Regions from separate parts of the Homo sapiens genome. Here region 1 is linked to region 2. The links are chromatin loops, found by intact Hi-C in ENCODE. Cell type or tissue: mammary epithelial cell. All regions are shown on one strand. Links, peaks and the distances in the headings refer to the core of each region. The heading gives the core; the rest is flanking DNA.

Evidence for each region. Hi-C counts contacts between places; a loop is a spot of excess contacts. Peaks named below come from ENCODE experiments on the same cell type or tissue, not always from the same donor. Only the 100,000 strongest peaks of a DNase experiment are listed, where the experiment ranks them.
Region 1: a loop joins it to region 2, with 7 times the contacts of the local background. A loop is called at or near these places in 6 of 110 quality-filtered maps.

What each region holds. Positions count from the first base shown.
Region 1 is chr11:92,999,625-93,002,440 of GRCh38, forward strand. No RefSeq gene overlaps it. Among named protein-coding and RNA genes, the nearest start is that of MTNR1B, 31 kb to the left of the region's middle. In mammary epithelial cell, for the core only: no CTCF peak of the experiment used is centred there; a DNase peak (open chromatin) is centred at 1,087; H3K27ac peaks cover 1,749 bases.
Region 2 is chr11:93,053,828-93,056,643 of GRCh38, forward strand. No RefSeq gene overlaps it. Among named protein-coding and RNA genes, the nearest start is that of MTNR1B, 86 kb to the left of the region's middle. RefSeq lists an enhancer at 520-1,719. In mammary epithelial cell, for the core only: a CTCF peak has its summit at 1,320; DNase peaks (open chromatin) are centred at 634 and 1,254; H3K27ac peaks cover 924 bases.

The sequences.
Region 1 (2,816 bases), core at 108-2,607, 54 kb before region 2:
AAAAGAGCAACATGAGGGGTCCTCGTGGTGATGGAACTGTCCTGTATTTTGACTGTGGTGATGGATACGGAAACCTGCATGTGTTATAAAATTGTATAAAACTAAACACGAGTTTACATAAACGAAGAAAATCTAAATGAGTTGTGGACTGTATCATGGTCAACATCCTGGTTGTGATATTGTACTACATAGTTTTGCAAGATGTTATTGTCAAGGTAAACTAAGTGTTCATAGATGTCTTTTTAAAAAATTTTCTTACAATTACATTAGAATCTACAATTATCTGAAATTTTTTTTTTTTTTTTTTTTGAGAAGGAGTCTTGCTCTGTCGCCCAGGCTGGAGTGCAGTGGCGCGATCTTGGCTCACTGCAAGCTCTGCCTCCCGGATTCACGCCATTCTCCTGCCTCAGCCTCCCGAGTAGCTGGGACTACAGGCGCCCACCACCATGCCTGGCTAATTTTTTGTTTTTTTTTAGTAGAGACAGGGTTTCACCATGTTAGCCAGGATGGTCTCGATCTCCTGACCTTGTGATCTGCCCGCCTCGGCCTCCAAAAGTGCTGGGATTACAGGCATGAGCCACCGCACCCAGCCTATCTGAAACATTTTTTAAAGTTTATAGGCAATAGGCTTGGACAGGCACTTCACCAAAGAAGATATCTAAATTGGCTATAAAAATGAGAAAAGATGCCAAATATTTAATTTTATAAATGGGCTATAAAACAAGAAAACATGCCCAATATTTCATTTTACCCACTCTTTTAGACTGGCTAAAATTAAATGTCCTGATATCACTGATAAAGAGGACACTGTTAGAGCATAAAATTACAGATAATAGTCCCTTCTTTTTTCTCTTTATTTTCGTTTTAATTTTTTTCTAAACCATTTCACATTTCTGAAGTAGTTCTCCTCTTATTCACAGTTTCAGTTACCCATGGTCAACCTTGGTCTAAAAATATTAAATGGAAAATTTCAGATATAAACAATTTGTAAGTTTTAAATTGTACACCATTCTGAGTAATGTGGTGAAATCTCCTGCCACCCTGCCCAGGATGTGACTCATTCCTTTGTCCAGCATGTCCATGCTGTAGATGCTTCTTGCCTGTTAATCACTTAGTAGCCCTCAGGGTTATCAGACTGTTGCAGTATCTCAGTGCTTGTGTTCAAGTCATCCTTACATTAGTAAATAATGGCCCCAGAGTGCAAGAGTAGAGATGCTGGCAATTTGGGTATGACACAGAGAAGCCATAAAATTCTTCCTTTAAGTGAAAAGATGAAAGTTCTTAAGTTAATAAGGAAAGAAATAAGGTTGCTAAGATCTATGATGAAAACGAATGTTCTGCCTGTAAATTGTGAAGAAGGAAAAAGAAATTCATGCGTAGTATATATAGGGCCTGGTACTATCCTTGGTTTCAGCTATCTCCTGGGGCTCTTAAAACATGTGTCCCCCCTTGGATACTGTACTGTAATCATTTTAGAGAACTATTTGACAGTCTGTTATAAATACACATTCTTAAAAAAAATTCTTTTTAAGAGATAGTGTCTCACTCTGTCACCCAGGCTGGAGTGCAATGACTCAATCACATCTCTCTGCAGTGTCCAACTCCTGTCCTCAAGCAATCCTCCCATCTTGGCCTCCCAAAGTGCTGGCATTACAGGCATAAAACACCACACTCAGCCTGAAACATACATTCTTATAAACAGCTGAGTCATGGCTCAGCTCTTTCCCTCCTAGATATTCATGCAAGAGAAATAAAAAAAAATATTTTCATGAAAGACTTGCACACAAATGTACATAGCAGCTTTTTTCATAATTACCAAAAACTTAACAACCCAGATGTTCATTAATAAGAGAATAAATGAACAACTTTGTATTTTTAAAAAGGCTTTGTACTTTTCTAAATGGTTTCCCTGGGAAGGTACATACTTATTCTAACAATAAGATCTCCTGGTTCAGAAAAATTTTGGAGCTGATTTTGGAACCTGTAGCATATTTTCTTGATGTACATTTTCAAAGGTATTAAATTTCCGCCTTTTGATAATAGGTTTAAATTTTGGAAACAGGCCAAAATTATTCAAAGAGGACCAGGCTCAGTGGCTCACACTTGTAATCCCAGTAATTTAGGAGGCCAAGGCAGGAGGATCACCTGAGATCAGGAGTTTGAGACTAGCTTGAGCAACATAGCAAGACCTTGTCTCTACAAAAAATTTTTAAAAGTTAGTCAGATGTGGTGGAGTGCACCTGTAGTCCCAGCTACTCAAGATGCTGAAATGGGAGGATATCTTGAGCCCAGGAGTTGGAGACTGCAGTGAGCTATGATTGCACAACTATACTCCAGCCTTGGTGAAGAGCAAGACTTTGTCTCAAAAAAAAAAAAATATTCAATGAGAAATTGGGTGTATCTATTGGTTAAAGAAAGAGGTGTGGTTCTCAATCTTTGCCACACATTAGTATGACCTGAAAAACCTGAAAAATTAGAATGCCCAGGTATTGTGACTTAACTGGTTTAGGGTGGGCCAGTTGTTGGTATTTTGTTAAAGCTCCCCAAATGATTCCAATAAAACCAAGTCCTAATCTTTTTAGTTGCTCACTTCTTGTTAATTTTTTTTAACCCACACAGCTGAAAGCGATACTACACTACCATGTACTGTAACTTAGCCTTCACTAGCTTCCTTATAGCTAACACCTCTGATGTATATATTACCGTGGTAATAAATGCCTAAGTTGTTTTTCAGGATCTTGGGGTCAGCCCTTGTCCAGTTTGAGTGCAGTTGAGATCACTGACCCTTAAACTGAGCCTGTGCAGATGCCGAAGAG
Region 2 (2,816 bases), core at 43-2,542:
AGGGCATCTCTGTTGTCAGCCTGTGATACAAGCTTTAGCAGCACCAAACTGCCACGGGGCTGCCCCCAGCTTTCCTGAGATACAGTGGGGAGATGCTTTGTGCAGTTCCCCCACACAATGCATCAGAAACATGGGCTCTGGGGCTCTGGGGACCACACAGGAGCTATGGGGAAGGAGGCTGAAGTAGCCAAGAGTAATGATGGGGAGGTTTTATTTATTTATTTATTTATTTATTTATTTATTTATTTATTTATTTTCAGAAACCGAGAATTCCTATGTGAAATTGTTATTGTGCTGAATATGACCCCACATTTTCTTTTGGAAATCCAAACCAGACACTATCTTATACAGACCCCTGACATGTGAGGTGATCATCAGGAGTTTGCAGAGACTTATGGTCAGTGCAAGACCCAGAGGTTTTCATTCCAGCTCCCATTATCAAGAGAAGGTGTAAATAGCCCATCGTCCTCACCCATTTCTGTGCTGTGGAATCCCTGGTTGCAGAGTATTTCAAAGTATACTGATCATAGGTTGATAGCGGTAAAGGATAAAATTGGGAGTGTACATGAAAAGGTAAAATCTGTTCTTCCTACTCAGATGATTCATTGTAGTAATCAGCATCGGGTGGATTCTCATCACTTGGAGACTCACTCATGTCTTGCCGGAGCTCTTACAAAGTGTTGCTAAGGTAGGACACTGCTGGTGCAGGTGGGGATAGTTCACAAGGCTCAGGGTCTTTCTTTCAGAAAAAAAGATACAGAGGAGAGATGTTTCTTTTTTCTTTTTTTTTCCAGCACATGGTTGTTACCCAAAGTTATTTTACTGAATTAGTTTAATTTTTTTTTTTGATGGAAACTAATGAGGTGGTGGCATTCATATAAGAAATTCACTTTTTTGAGTATACTTATGACTGTATATGTACTTCCATCTCTTTGTTACCAGAGAAAATATAAAAACGCAAATACATGACAATGCTATAAATACTGTAATAACCTGGAATCACATCTAATCTACAAAATAATTTTTAATTAAAAAGTAAATCATCTGAAAATAAAGAGATGTTTCTATTAATGTGGCCATGGTGGATGGGAAAGCTCTGTTTCTGAGAGGTCATCAACGCCCCCAAATGGTTTTTGTACTTTCATACTCTGATTATTATTACAAGATGACAAATATGAGGATGCTCCTGGGTTGACTCATATCTGTGGCAAACACCATGTAACTTGTAGTAATAAACACCCATGCAATTGCACACATTCAGGATGATTCAGCTGTCTGTCATCACAGCATGAAAAGTGGCCTACACTGTTTCTCCCTCCTCTGGGCCTCTTCAGATTGGCACAGTGGAAAAACACCACCACAGAGATTAGCTTTCAAGAGAGACACGGAGTGGTGAGTGCTTTTGGTGCACTTCCTCAAAGACACAGGAATGAAAGTTTTGTCAAAAAAATCAGATCAGATTTAAAAATTGTAAGAGTTTATTGTGCACTCAAAAGAATAGCTGGGGAACTGGGAGGCTTCAAACCAGAAGAGGTAAGAAGCTCTGCTTATGGCCAGGCGTGGTGGCTCACGCCTGTAATCCCAGCACTTTGGGAGGCCAAGGCAGGTGGATCATGAGGTCAGGAGATCAAGACCATCCTGGCTAACATGGTGAAACCCTGTCTCTACTAAAAATACAAAACATTAGCCGGGCATGGTAGCGGGCGCCTGTAGTCCCAGCTACTCGGGAGGCTGAGGCAGGAGAATGGGGTGAACCTGGGAGGCGGAGTTTGCAGTGAGCCGAGATGGCGCCACTGCACTCCAGCATGGGCGACAGAGTGAGACTCTGTCTCAAAAAAAAAAAAAAAAAAAAAGAAGCTCTGCTTACAACAGTTACTGTGCAGTTTATAAAGCATTAAGGAGGAAGTATTGTGACCTTTTTTGTAATTGGTTGTTACACATTAACATTCTTTTAGGGCAAGTAGAGCTGTTTAAGCTGATCTGACTTTTGCTGATTAGTTTACTTTTACCGAATCCTGCTGGCAAAAACGTAAAGCTTTTATTTTGTGTTTCATTTATGATTAGGGCTACCATTTCTGAAAAATTAGGATGACTTCAGCTTTGGCTACCTGGCTATGGGCAATTGGCCTTGGATTATATCTAAACTATGACCTCCATTTTTTTTTTTAACCATTGCTTTCTTCCAGTGATTCTCTCAGCTGAACTCAGAGTGTGACCAACTACCTATCATTACTCTTGGTCATCACATTTTCTTTTCTGTAGACCTTTGTAGGAGCAAACTAGAATCTCATTAGATTCTGTGATTCTTGTCCAGGTAGTTTCTGTTGTTTAATCCTCATGGAGATAATCTGAAGAGTTCATGGCTGCTGAGAAGCATTTAAGACTAGAAAGATTATAATACACAAGGGATATTATCAATATGACTAACGGGGAGCTAATACCAAGAATTTGAAAAAGACCCTGAGTATTAATTGGAATATGTGGAGGGCTTTTTTGAAGGATAAGTATCTTTGGTTTTGGACCCCCAAAATACTCTGAACGTGTACAAGAAACAAGGCTACACACCTCATATTAAATTATGCAGCACTCATGTTCAAGTGAAGTTAGAGGGAGAGCTTGGGGACCAATTTTAATAATATTTAAATGCATTTATTGCTACTGATTTTCAAGACTGTTTACAACCACAATTCAAAGTCTTAGGATGAGTACATTACAGTAGACAGTTACTTAGTGAGAGATTGCTCTGAACCTGATGCCTCGGGAAGGATGTCAATATCCACAGAGCCCCACTCTCCTGACTGCATTTTTTTTACTTT